Linked DNA regions of Homo sapiens: all the other regions are linked to region 3. The links are chromatin loops, found by intact Hi-C in ENCODE. Cell type or tissue: dorsolateral prefrontal cortex. All regions are shown on one strand. Each heading gives the region's core, and the rest is flanking DNA. Links, peaks and the distances in the headings are about the cores only.

Region 1 (2,500 bases), core at 1-2,500, 85 kb after region 3:
TGCTGTCCTGGTGGGAGGCAGTTGTGAGATCTTGACCCTGTAGAGTTTTAAGAGCAGCAGCAGCCAGACAGCTCACAGCGTAACCTTGAGCAAGTTGCATGACCTGTCTCTGCTTCAGTCTCCCTACCTGTAAAACTGGGGAAAATAATAGCACTTAGCTCACTATGACTTCGTATGTGTCAAGGGCTTCATAAGTACCATAGAAGTGTTTGCTTTTATTATTTACCTGGAATCCTAGAAATCGGGAGCTAATTGAGTAAAAGATGAACATTTTAAGGTTTCTCATAGATATTGCTGATTTGGGAGCGTGAGCCAGTCTCCTCCTTGTAACCCCAGGCCCCAGCACGGTTGTGGTCCATAGCTGCGTGGCAGATGGTCATCTATTGAAGCAAGTTCTCCCCGCAGTATGTGAGCATCTCGTGGTTCGTACAATTTCCTGTTGATTTTTTCTGCCTCACCTTCTATACTGTGACCTCTTTGAGGGCAAAGAATATGCCCTAAGCAAAATAATAGCTGGCTGGGTGCTGTGGCTCACACCTGTGACCCTATCATCTTGGGAGGCTGAGGCAGGAGGACTGCTTGAGCCCAGGAGTTAGAGACTAGGCTGGGCAACATAGCAAGACCCTATCTCAACCCAAAATAAAAATATATTAGCCAGGCATGGTGGTGCGTGTGTGTGGTCCCAGCTATTAATACTTAGGAGGCTGAAGTGGAAGGACCATTTGAGCCCAGGAGGTTGAGACTGCAGTGAGCCCTGATTTGCACCACTGCTTTCCAGCCTGGGTAACAGAGCGAGACCTGGTCTCAATAAAAACGCGAATAATAATAGCTGATATTTATCAAGTGCCTAACTCTGGGTCAGAACCAGTGCTGAGCACTTTGCATTTTGCACAGCTTGCCTCTTTTGCTTCTCTCAGCGCCCTTAGGAGGCAGGTGCCATTCTCAACCCTGGCTCACAGTTGACTGAGGCCCTCAGGAAACAGGCACTGTTTCCCAAACTTGCCCAAATCTGCTCTCTTTCCCAAACTTGCCAGATCAAAACACCCACCCACAGCACTGAGGGGGAGGGGATACTGATTCCCAGGCCTCACTCCTGGAGATTCTGTTTCTAAAGGTCTGGGGTGGGGCCCAGGAATCTATATTTTCACCCCAGGTCATCCTTTCATGCTGAGGCCCTGTCTGGACAACATTGTATGAGTGGCCGGATGACCCTGTGGTCCCCAAATTTCCTGTCTTGAGCTTTAGGCATTTTCTTTATCTGTCCTGTGCTGCTGGCTGGGAGGTTTTTCTCTGGGCTGTGAATTGAATTCTCAGTCCTGTCACTCACAGGAACAGGAGAGGATAAGGGCGACCACGAGGAGAAGATGTACTGAGTCTTATTAGTATGCAAGGCCCTTCTTGTCACATTGCCTTTAATTGAAGCTGAAGGGCTGGCGTATCTCTCTCTGGGATTTTCCACTCTCCCAGCCCTTCCGGAACTGGCTGGGCACCAGCCTGCTGAGAGGGACAAGGACAGCATAGGGGTGCCGAGGCATCTGTCTGTTGGTGTTGGAAGCCAACCACGATGATGTCTCCGAGCTAAGGTGGAAGCTGCATTCTACAGCATCCTGGCTTACTTCTTCTCTCCTGCCTCTCACCCCTGCTTCCCTCCCCTTTTCCTCCCTCCGCTGATCAAGTACCTACCTGTGCAAGGCTGTGTTCTGCTAAGACCAGGAGGAGGAAGACCACCAAGTCGAGATTTTATCTCTTGCTTAATTTTTAGCAAAGTAGTGCATCCCCAGAGGCAATGACTTTGAACTTCAGCTGCTCCTCGGGGTGTTACTTCTGTATCTGGAACAGGTCTCTATGGTAATAAGATTTTCAATAGGATCTACTGATTTCCTGCCATGATAGGTGAGGGTTAGCTTAGATTCCATCCCTCCCCTCCTCAAAACAGCTAAATCATTCTTTTCCATGCCTTTATTGGTTGGCTTTGTAATTTCAAGCAATACACGAACATACCTATTTCTTTTTACCTTTTGGGGGGTGAAATATGCGTACAACAGTGGCTATAAAACACATATAACAATAAATAAAAACATTTGTGGAGGATCGCTTGAGCCTCCACAAGCCTCCAGAGGCTGCAGGGAGCTATGATCGCACCACTGCACTCCAGCCTGGGCAACAAAGCGAGACCTCTCTACAACATTTAACAAACAAACAAACAAACAAACAAACAGAACACTGTCAACAGTTTTAAAGCTCTTCCCCCATGAAGCCACTTCTCTGACTATCATGATAGCTGTTCTCTTGCTTTTCTTTGGAGCTCTTTTCACGTTTGTATGCATCTCTCAGCATTTAGATTTGCTATAAATAGAATCACACTATATGTATTATTCCGTGCCTCTCATCTTTCCTTCAACTTTTTTTTTTTTTTTTTTTTTGAGATGGAGTCTCGCCCTGTCGCCCAGGCTGGAGTGCAGTGACGCGATCTTGGCTTACTGCAAGCTCCGCCTCCTGG
Region 2 (2,500 bases), core at 1-2,500, 96 kb after region 3:
CAGGCTTTTCTTGGCTCGGGACAATAAAACAGCCCAGTCGTTGGCAGGGGGTTTTAAGAATGCAAATCTGTGATTCTGTCTTTGAGCCTGTTCCAAACCAATGCAAACCAATGCCTAGCATACCATTCAAAAGGCCAGGAAAACCTAAATTCCCTCTAGAGATCAAAGACCATCCCTGATTTACATAAAAAAAAAAAAAAAAAGAAGAATGCTCAGGTTGAGTTATGGAGTTGGAACATGATATAAAGAATGGAAACCCAATTTACACATGTAAACTGGCTCAGACCTTGTTTCTGAAAGAAGCATGTAGCTATGTTTGGAAATTAAATGTGGAGATGAGAGTGCATCTTTGGATTGCTGGAGAAACAAAATGGTGTCATTCCAAGGAGGCAAACGTAAACAATGACAATTCTGCTGAAGGTCTGTTTGGCATCAGATAGTAGTAAACCTGCTTCTGTGTTTGAGGGAGAGAAACAGTAACTGCTTCAATTTCTTAAGACATCTCTTAGGGAATGGGAGAACCTGGTACCCAGCTGGGGAGGAGTCAACAGAGGGGTGACCGGGGACCTTAAACTAGGCTGGATGTCAGCAAAATCTGCTAGGGGCGCTCCATCATTCTGGGCTTTTTCCAAAAGTCACCTCCCAGGGACAGAGTGAAAGCCAAATAATTCACTGGGTCCAACAGCCTCAAGGATTACAAACTCTTTCAAACGAATCTACAGATGGTTTTCTAAATAGAGGTGGGTATTCTGTGTGTGGAGAAAAGGGGTAGAAAGGGAAAGAAGAAAAATAAAAGCATTGCATGCGTTTGAGCTGTGGCGGTCCTTGCAGGCCACATGGGCAGCCTCCATGGAGGAGTATGTCCCTGTTGAAGCTGCTCCCCGACACCGTAGACTCCTAGGCTTCCTACCCCCACATCACATCTTGATACTTACGGTCCCACCGTTGAGCACGACGGCCATCTCAGTTGGCTGATACACGTTGCTTCTAAACGGAGCGCTGGGTCTTTTCCCCAAGCTGCCACTGGGTCTTTTTCCCAAGCTGCCGTTGGGAAATCCTGCTGTTCGGAGAGCTGGGGGAGGGAGGGATTGGCAAGACAACATTGCCAAAAAAAAGACACAATTTTGTTTTCTTCCCCTGCAACAACAGCGCGCTCCGGGCACCCCCATCCACCCAACCCAGTGGCTCCTCCCCTTTGTCACAAGCCTGATTCAAAACAAAAGTCACAAAGGGGCTTTGTTCTCAGGCTCTCTAGGAGCCTGACCCATCTCAGTGGGTTTGGGAAAAGCTGCTGTAGAGACCAGGGGAAGGAGGCCCATGGTTGGGCCTCTGGTTCCCCCTCCAAGCCACGCAGCCTCTGCAGGCCGCGGGTGACAGGCGCCTTCTCACTACAGAAAGCCATTCATGTAAAGTTCAGCATCACACTACTCAAAACTGCTTGCTGTTTCTGGACACACACTGAGGAGGAAGCTGCTAAGAGTCTTCACTGGAAAGTGACCAGGGATGAGAACAGGGGGACTCTAACCACATGTGTAGGGTTATTCCAAACAAGAATAAAAGGGAGACCTAAAGCCAAGATGGCATGTCGGCACTTTTTCCCTCTGAAAGATGGGTAAAACCGGTGTTTCTTATTTACTGAACTTTTAGAGATTTGAACTTCCTTTTTGTTAAAGAAAAGCTAACATGAAAAGACATGGAGGAATCTAACAAACAAAAAAAAAGGGTAGAAGCCGGGCGCAGTGGCTCAAGCCTGTAATCCCTAATCCTAGCATTTTGGGAGGCCAAGGCGGGTGGATCACTTGAGGTCAGGAGTTCGAGACCAGCCTGGCCAACATGGCAAAACCCCCTCTACTAATAATACAAAAATTAGCCGGGTATGGTGGTGCACACCTGTAATCCCAGCTACTCGGGAGGCTGCAGCACAAGAATCGCTTGAACCCGGGAGGTTAAGGTTGCAGTGAGCCAAGATTGCACCACTGCACTCCAGCCTGGTGAAATTGTGTCTCACACACAAAAAGTCTTCCCTGAAGGGAGCCACTTTTCTGGCTAAAAAGCAACAAGAGAGCTTGTTTTTGCTTTTGTTTGTTTGTTTTGCAAATTACTTGGGGCAGGGACCAAAATCACCTTAGTTATACAGTTAAGCTTCACAGAGCGCCAACCAGGAGCCAGGCACTGTGCAAAGTACTTTATATATATTAACCATTAACTCATTTAATTTTCTTTCTTTCTTTTCAACTCATTTAATTTTCATCGCACGATAGCTACTTTTTTTTTTTTTGACAAGTTATTGCTGTTGTCCAGGCTAGAATGCAGTGGCACGATCATAGCTCACTGCAGCCTTGAACTCCCAGGCTCAAGTGGTCCTCCTGCCTCAACCTCCAGAGTAGCTGGGACTACAGACACATGCCACCATGCGTGGCTAATTTTTTAATATTTTTTTTTAGAGACGGGGTCTCACTTTGTTGCCCAGGCTGACTATATGTACTTTCATTATGTCCAC
Region 3 (7,685 bases), core at 2,455-4,954:
GCAGACTGCTTGAGCTTAGGAGTTCAAGACCAGCCTGGGCAACATGATGCAACCCCATCTCTACAAAAAATACAAAAATTAGCCAGGCGTGGTGGTGTGTGCCTGTAGTCTTGGGTACTGGGGAGGCCGAGGTGGAAGGATCACTTGAGCTCGGGAGGCAGAAGTTGCAGTGAGCTGAGATCACGCCACTGCAGTCCAGCCTGGATGAGAGAATGAGGCCCTGTCACAAAAAGAAAGAAAGAAAATCCTCTAAAACTTTTGACTCCCTCAAAACTTAACTACTAATAGCCTACTGTTGACTTAACAGTCACACAAATTTTGTATATGTATTATATACTCGAAACTTAACTACTAATACCCTACTACTAATAGCCTACTGTTGACTTACCAGTAACACAAATTTTGTATGTTTTATGTATTATATACTATAGTCTTATAAGTAAGGTAGCAAAAGAAAATTTATTAACAAAATTATAGAAAGAGAAAATATATTTACTAGTCATTAAATGGAAGTGGATCATCATAAAGGTCTTCCTCCTCATCTTCAGGTTTAGTAGGCTGAGAAGGAGGAGGAAGAGGAAGAATTGGTCCTGCTGTCTCAGAGGTGGCAGAGGTGGAAGGGGAGGCAGGAGAGGCAGGCACACTTGGTGTTAAGTTTCTTTTGTTTTTTTTGAGACACAGTCTCACCCTATTGCCCAGGCTGGAGTGCAGTGGTGAGGTCTCGGCTCACTGCAACCTCCACCTCCCAGGTTCAAGCAATTCTCCTGCCTCAGCCTCCTGAGTAGCTGGGACTACAGGTGCCCACCACCACGCCTGGCTAATTTTTGTATTTTTAGTAGGGATGGGGTTTCACTGTGTTGGCCAGACTGGTCTCGAACTCCTGACCTCAAGTGATCCACCCGCCTCGGTCTCCCAAAGTGCTGGGATTACAGGCGTGAGCCACCACACCCAGCCAGTGTTAAGCTTTATTGAAAAAAGTCATGTATAAGTAGACCTGTGCAGTTCAAATCCATAGTGTTTAAGGGTCAGTTGTAATTTAATTATCTCTTCTCTCTTCAGAGGAAAAGAACCAAATTCATTGCCTGTGATTTTCTGACTGAGTGGTTATACAAGTAAGTTGTTCGTGTCTGACTATTCAGTGATCCTAAGAATTCAGTCGTGTTAATTTGCAAGCAGAATAGCAACAACTGACTTGAATTCTTGCTTATTGTTTTCTTGTCAATCAAACATATGGCATCATGACCAGCCAAAATCCAAAGAGGGCAGGGGAGCCATTCACAGAATTTTTCTCCATTCCATTTGTGGAGGAGCGGCTAAAGCAACAGTGAGTATGACACAAGGCTTTGAATAATTTATTCCTAATTTAAGATTGTGTTAATAATACTTTTCTTCCATCTAAGAGAACAAACTGATGTGATCCATCCAGGACTCTGGGCCAGTCATATTTGTGACTCCTGTCTCTAGTTATTCTTAGCCTAGGCTAACCTTATCCTAATCAGGCCAGTAATTTCATTCAAGAAGCACTCCAGAAATAAAATAGAAAACTTAAAAAAAAAATTATTATCCTAAGTAATTTATCCCTCCATTCCCTTCATTTTTTTCCTGTCTCTCTGAATGTCATTATGTCTCAGGAAATATGACTAAGCTTTTCTAAATACTTAGAAAATACTAAAAAAGCTTAAATAATAAGTTACCTGCATCAATTCTCCATTTTTAATATAATAAAGAACATGACAGATAAAATTAAAACTATTTGACCATTCTAATATGGGTGTCCTCCCCACATTGAAGTAATCACTTCAGTCTACAGTGCAGCCTTCCAGACCTCTTAGTTATTTAGCTATATAAAATCAGTTTATGCTGCTCTGTCTATGGAGTAGCCATTATTTTATTCCTTTAATTTCTTTTTTTTTTTTTTTTGAGACGGAGTCTTGCTCTGTCACCCAGGCTGGAGTGCAGTGACGCGATCTTGGCTTACTGCAAGCTCCACCTCCCGGGTTCATGCCATTCTCTGTCTCAGCCTCCTGAGTAGCTGGGACTACAGGTGCCTGCCACCACACCTGGCTAATTTTTTTTTTTTTTTTGTATTTTTATTAGAGACGGGGTTTCACCGTGTTGGCCGGGATGGTCTCGATCTCCTGACCTCGTGATCCGCCCACCTCAGCCTCCCAAAGTGCTGGGATTACAGGCGTGAGCCACCGTGCCCGGCGGATCACGAGGTCAGGAGATCGAGACCATCCTGGCTAACACAGTGAAACCCCGTCTCTACTAAAAATACAAAAAATTAGCCAGGCATAGTGGCGGGCGCCTGTAGTCCCAGCAACTCGGGAGGCTGAGGCAGGAGAATGGCGTGAACCCTGGAGGCGGAGCTGGCAGTGAGCCCAGATGGCTCCACTGCACTCCAGCCTGGGCGACAGAGTGAGACTCCATCTCAAAAAAAAAAAAAAAAAAAAATCAGTTTATATCTGGCCGGGCATGGTGGCTTATGCCTGTAATCCCAATACTTTGGGAGGCCGAGGTGGGCAGATCACTTGAGGTCAGGAGTTCGAGACCAGCCTGGCCAACATGGCAAAACCCCGTCTCTACTAAAAATAAAAAAATTAGCTGGGCACGGTGGCACGTGCCTGTAATCCCAGCTACTCAGGAGGCTGAGGCAGGAGTATCGCTTGAACCCGGGTGGTAGAGGTTGCAGTGAGCCGAGATCGCACCACTGTACTCCAGCCTCGGGGACAGAGTGAGACTCTGTCTCAAAAAAAAAATTTAGACTCTCGGCTCTCAGTTGTCACATATTTTGCTTAAATCTTCCCTCTTTGAGAATACCAAGATGAATAGACCCTTGGCTGACTCTGGCAATTTTGAGAATTTTAAAAACCCCAGATATTAACCAGTTTTTTTTTAAATCTAAGATTACACATTGAAAGGAGAGAAACATAGGAAAACCTTGTTTCTTATTTAGCTTTCAAACCTGTGCCTGATTTTATCCGCTATGAAATGTATAGCCCAAAATTTATTGATTTACATATATTTTTCTAAGACAAGCTTCTTTGAGTATCATTCTCCAAGTTGCTGCTTTGCCTTGAAAAAAAATTTTCCATTTGTAATAACCAATGAAAAATAACCTTAAAAATAAGATAACTTCTCTAATAAGAATCCTCTTAGCTTTATTTATTATACAAATACCTTAATTTTAAATGGTGCTGATGTCCACAGGAAGCTCATGTAAATATACTGTGAAGGAGCAGTAGCGGTCATTTCAGCTGCACTCCACAGGAACAGAAACACAAGAGCTCTTGCTTTAACGGGCATTTATATTCTCTACATCCATGACCTTTCAAAGAGATGCCCAGATGCATGATAAAAATTAAAGTGATATTAATCTATTTGATGCAATGAATGTCTATCGAACACCTACCCAGTTCAACTGCACAGAGCTTGGTGCTGTGGAAAAAACAGAGATGAATAAAGTATGGCCCTGGCCCCTTGGGGTGGGGGGACATGTTTACAACTTGCTGTAGTTTCTGTAGTGAGTGTTGTAATTCAAATGTTAACAAAGCATTAAAGGGAAGTGGGGAAGCATGAGACCATCCACGTGCCCTTCCTGGTGGGCCTGGAGCCAGCCCAGCTGGGGCAGCGGCCAAGCTGGTTGGTGCCCAGATTTGGTCCAAGGCAAGAACTCAAATGCTGCATTCTTCTTGTCTCAAGTAGGAATAGTCAGAGAAGCAAGCAGGAACCAAAGTTCTTAAGGAGAACAAGGGTGGGAGCCGGGAAATATCCAATCCAGGTTGTCTCAACCTTGGCACTATTGACATTTAGGACTGGATAATTCTTTGCTGTAAGGAGCTGACCTGTGCATTGTAGGATGTTTTGCAGCATCTCTGGCCTCCACTCACTAGATGCCAGTAGCACCCTCCTACAGTTGTGACAATCAAGAATATCTCCAGACACTAGCGTATGTCCCCAAGGGGAATGAGGCAAAACTGCCTCTGGTTGAGAACCTCTGATTTAGTCCAGTAGTTTCAAAACTTTAAAGCAGCACTTTGGGAGGCCGAGGTGGGTAGGTCACTTGAGGTCAGGAGTTCGAGACTAGCCTGGCCAATGCAGTAAAACCCCATCTCCGCTAAAAATACAAAAATTTGCCAGGTGTGGTGGCACATGCCTGTAATCTCAGCTACTTGGGAGGCTGAGGCAGGAGAACTGCTTGAATCCAGGAGGCAGAGGTTGCAGTGAGCCAAGAAGGTGAAACGGGAAAAATTACCTTGTCCCCCTCGCAGGGCATGCAACAGGGGGATGTGGCTCGCTTTTTCAGTGCCCTGCTGCTCAAACCTCTAGGGGAGCATACAGGCAGGCAGGTTGTCGGGCTCCCACCCGATGGCGGTGTCTATAGGTGAATTTACAGCTGAAGCCCCAGTGGGCATATGTTACCAGGTGCTCTCTTAGTTTGCCATCTATAGGCGGTTTGTGTTAACCAGCTCAATTCACCCTCTACCTTGTTGCGAGGACAGAGGGATTTCTGTATCCCAGGTTCTTGCCTTTGTGTACCAGAGAAATCAGATCACACGTGGGCTTGGAGAATGAGTGCAAAGTTTTATTGAGTGGAAGTAGCTCTCAGCCGATGGAGGAGCCAGAAGGGCACCATGGTTTTTCCCATGGAGTTGGGCTGCTCAGCGGCCACAGCTTTCCTCCGACTAACTGCCCTGGCCAAACTCAGCCTCGTCCTGCCAGGTGCCTGTGCCTGCCGTGTGCTCTTCTGCTGGTGTGCTCCTCTCAACATCCTCTCCGTGAGCAGCTGCTTGTATCTTTTTCCGCTGAAGTGCTCCTCTCGACGTTTGGCTGCCTGGGTGTCTGCCCGCTAGGGTCTCGGGCTTTTATATGCCCAGGACGGGGGGTGTGGCAAGCCAGGGTGGTCTTGGGAAATGCAACATTTGGCAGGAAATGGCTGTTCTCATCTAGGTCCCTGGGGGTGAAGCCCTAGCCAGGGACCACGCCCTCCTCTACGGAGCACTTCCCCTACCCCCTTCTTCCCTTCCCAGCACTCCTGTATCAGTGGTACCACTGCACGCCAGCCTGGGTGACAGAGCGAGACTCCATCTCAATAAATAAATAAATAAACAAATAAATAAATAAAATAAAATCACCCAGGGAACTTTGGAAAATAGTGGTACCTAACTTCACCCAGAATGACTAAATCATAATCTTCAGGTATAGCCTGAACATTGTTTTTTTTTGCTTTTTTTTTTTTTTTTAAACTTCCTAGGTAATTCTAATATATAGCCAGGATTAAGAGCTTATCCATCCATAGGACAGAAAAAGTACTGCATCCAGGAACTAATAAATAATATAATTGAGCCATTGCTTCACTAAGAGCTTTGATACATGCCATCTCATTTAATCTTCACAACAACACTAGGATGTAGGTACTAAAGCTGGGAGCCCACAGCTGGGAAGTTGACCATGAAGTGAGATGGGTCTTGGACAAATAAGGTGATTATATGAGTATTATGGATGGACAGTTTGAGTACAGCTTAATGATACAGATTGGAGGAAGATAACTTTCGAGGGGGAGACTCTGTCAAGGCTTTTTAAAGGTAGTGAAATATAAACTACAGTAGTACTTCAGGCAGAATTAAGAGCCTGAGCTTTTGGGATAGATAAACCAGTATTCAAATCTCCACCACTGGCTGGGTGCAGTGGCTGACACCTGTAATCTCAGCACTTTGGGAGGCTGAGGCAGGCAGATCACCTGAAGTCAAGAGTTTGAGACTAGCCTGGCCAACATGGCAAAACCTGTCTCTACTAAAAATACAAAAATTAGCTGGGCATGGTGGTGTGCGTCTGTAATCCCAGCTACTCGGAAGGCTGAGGCAGGAGATTTGCTTGAACCCAGGAGGCAGAGGTTGCAGTGAGCCAAGTTCGCACCACTGCACTCCAGCCTGGGTGACAGAGTGAGACTCCATCTCAAAAAAACAAAAAACAAACAAACAAAAATATATCTCCACCACTTACTGATCCTATGATCTTGGGCAAGTGTTTATTTATCTATTACTGTGTAACAAATTGCCCCCAAATTTAGTGGCTTAAAGTCATAAATATTATCCTATAGTTTCTCTGGGTCAGGAATTTGGTAGCCGCTTAGCTGGGTGGTCGTGGTTCAGAGTCTCCCATGAGGTTGTAGTTAAGATGTCACAGGGGGTGCAGTCATCTGAGGGCCCAACTGGGGCTGGAGGTTCTGCTTTTAAGATGGTGCACAAACATGGTGCTGGTTGTTGTTTGGAGGCCTTAAGTTTTCCCCATCTGGGTCTTTCCATGGGCTGCTTGAGTATCCTCATGACATGGTGACTGGCCTCCTTCAGAGTGAAAGATTTGGGCACAAGAAGGAAGCATGGTACCTTTTATGACCTAGTCTTGGAAGTCAAATACCTCCATTTCCATCACATGCTATTAGAAGCAGGTCACCAAGTGCCACATTCGAGGTTTAATAATTAAGCTCTACCTTAGGGAGGGAGGAGTATCAAAGAATGTGTGGACATATTTATTTTAAAAGCATCACAGCATGTCTGTCTCTAAGCCTCCAGTTCCTTATTGGTAAATGTGGTTGTGAAGATACAGTGATACAGCTACAAATGGGATCGTGAACAAGCCCAACCTATAGTAACATGTGGCTTACTAAATGGTGAGTAGTGGTTTATTGCCATTGGTGGACATTGTGACATTCCAGGCCAAAGACCCAAAGATGGGAGAAGAGACAGGATTTGGTCCAGTCACAGGAAACCAGCATCGCTAGCTCCTGGAGTGTGTGAGGACATAGGGATGAGATGGAAGCTACGGCTAGAAGGCAGTTAGGGGGTGGATTATGGTTTTCAGTAAAAGAAAGAAGTTTGGGCATTATTCCATAAGCAAGAGATCATTCAAAGGCTTTTGAGCAGAGGTAAAATGGGATTAGGCTGTTTTGGAAAGATAATTCCTGAGACAGTGCAAAGGACATCTGAGATTGGGGAGAGCCTGGAGTTGGGGCTACTAGTTCCAAGCCTGTCTTTATAGCCGTAAGGTATTGAGTTAGGGCCATGTTAGTGGAAAAAGGGGGTTGTGGGATGGGTAGAATGGATGGATGACCCAGGATAAATTTAGGGGTAGAGAAGGGTTGTACCTGAAATGGTGAGATTTGCTCCTGGGTATGTGGGTGGCCCATAATGGAAACCAAGGGACCCAGCGAGAAGAGCAAGTGCAAGGGTTAAATGATGATTCCTGTCTGGGGCACTTTTAGATTGAGGTGCTTCTAGGATATCCATGCCAGAAACATTGGCCTAAAGCTTACAAGTAGGATATGAAGAGAAACGGTTTGGGAATCAAGAGCCCCACATTGAATGTATGGATTAAGTCAAGATGGACAAGGGCTGAACCGAGGGGTAGCCCAGAGTTGATTCCAGTTCAATGAATGGCACTTACTCTAAGTCATGTGTAAGTGTAACAATGACTTGTTTCAACTTAGCGTCTATGTTGATTTTAAATGACTGACAAGGAGAAATAGGGGTGTGTTTATTTTCTATTGCTGCTGTTACAAAGCACCCCAGAACTGGTAGGTTTAAAACAACACAAATTTATTACTATACTGTTCAGGAGGTCCAGAGATTGACTTGGATTTCACTGGGGTGAAATCAAGGCATTGGCAGAGCCTAATTCTTTTCTGG

What was found. Peaks named below come from ENCODE experiments on the same cell type or tissue, not always from the same donor. Only the 100,000 strongest peaks of a DNase experiment are listed, where the experiment ranks them.
Region 1: it touches region 3 in a loop (4-fold over the local background); 5 of 110 quality-filtered maps call a loop at or near these places.
Region 2: a loop joins it to region 3, with 4 times the contacts of the local background. A loop is called at or near these places in 7 of 110 quality-filtered maps.

What each region holds. Positions count from the first base shown.
Region 1 is chr16:19,850,218-19,852,717 of GRCh38, forward strand. All of the region lies in intron 8 of IQCK (IQ motif containing K), which reads left to right. Among named protein-coding and RNA genes, the nearest start is that of GPRC5B, 33 kb to the right of the region's middle. In dorsolateral prefrontal cortex, for the core only: no CTCF peak of the experiment used is centred there; a DNase peak (open chromatin) is centred at 1,474; H3K27ac peaks cover 2,500 bases.
Region 2 is chr16:19,860,902-19,863,401 of GRCh38, forward strand. GPRC5B (G protein-coupled receptor class C group 5 member B) reads right to left here. Exons shown (of 4, transcript NM_016235.3): 3 at 936-1,072. Among named protein-coding and RNA genes, the nearest start is that of GPRC5B, 23 kb to the right of the region's middle. RefSeq lists enhancers at 1-339, 920-1,500. In dorsolateral prefrontal cortex, for the core only: no CTCF peak of the experiment used is centred there; a DNase peak (open chromatin) is centred at 1,230; H3K4me3 peaks cover 2,414 bases; H3K27ac peaks cover 2,500 bases.
Region 3 is chr16:19,762,789-19,770,473 of GRCh38, forward strand. It overlaps IQCK (IQ motif containing K), which reads left to right. Exons shown (of 9, transcript NM_153208.3): 5 at 1,060-1,112; 6 at 1,247-1,324. It overlaps IQCK-AS1 (IQCK antisense RNA 1), which reads right to left and starts at 3,282. Exons shown (of 4, transcript NR_188663.1): 1 at 3,181-3,282; 2 at 1-220. RefSeq lists enhancers at 4,300-4,800, 4,801-5,301. In dorsolateral prefrontal cortex, for the core only: no CTCF peak of the experiment used is centred there; a DNase peak (open chromatin) is centred at 3,583; H3K4me3 peaks cover 1,230 bases; H3K27ac peaks cover 2,500 bases.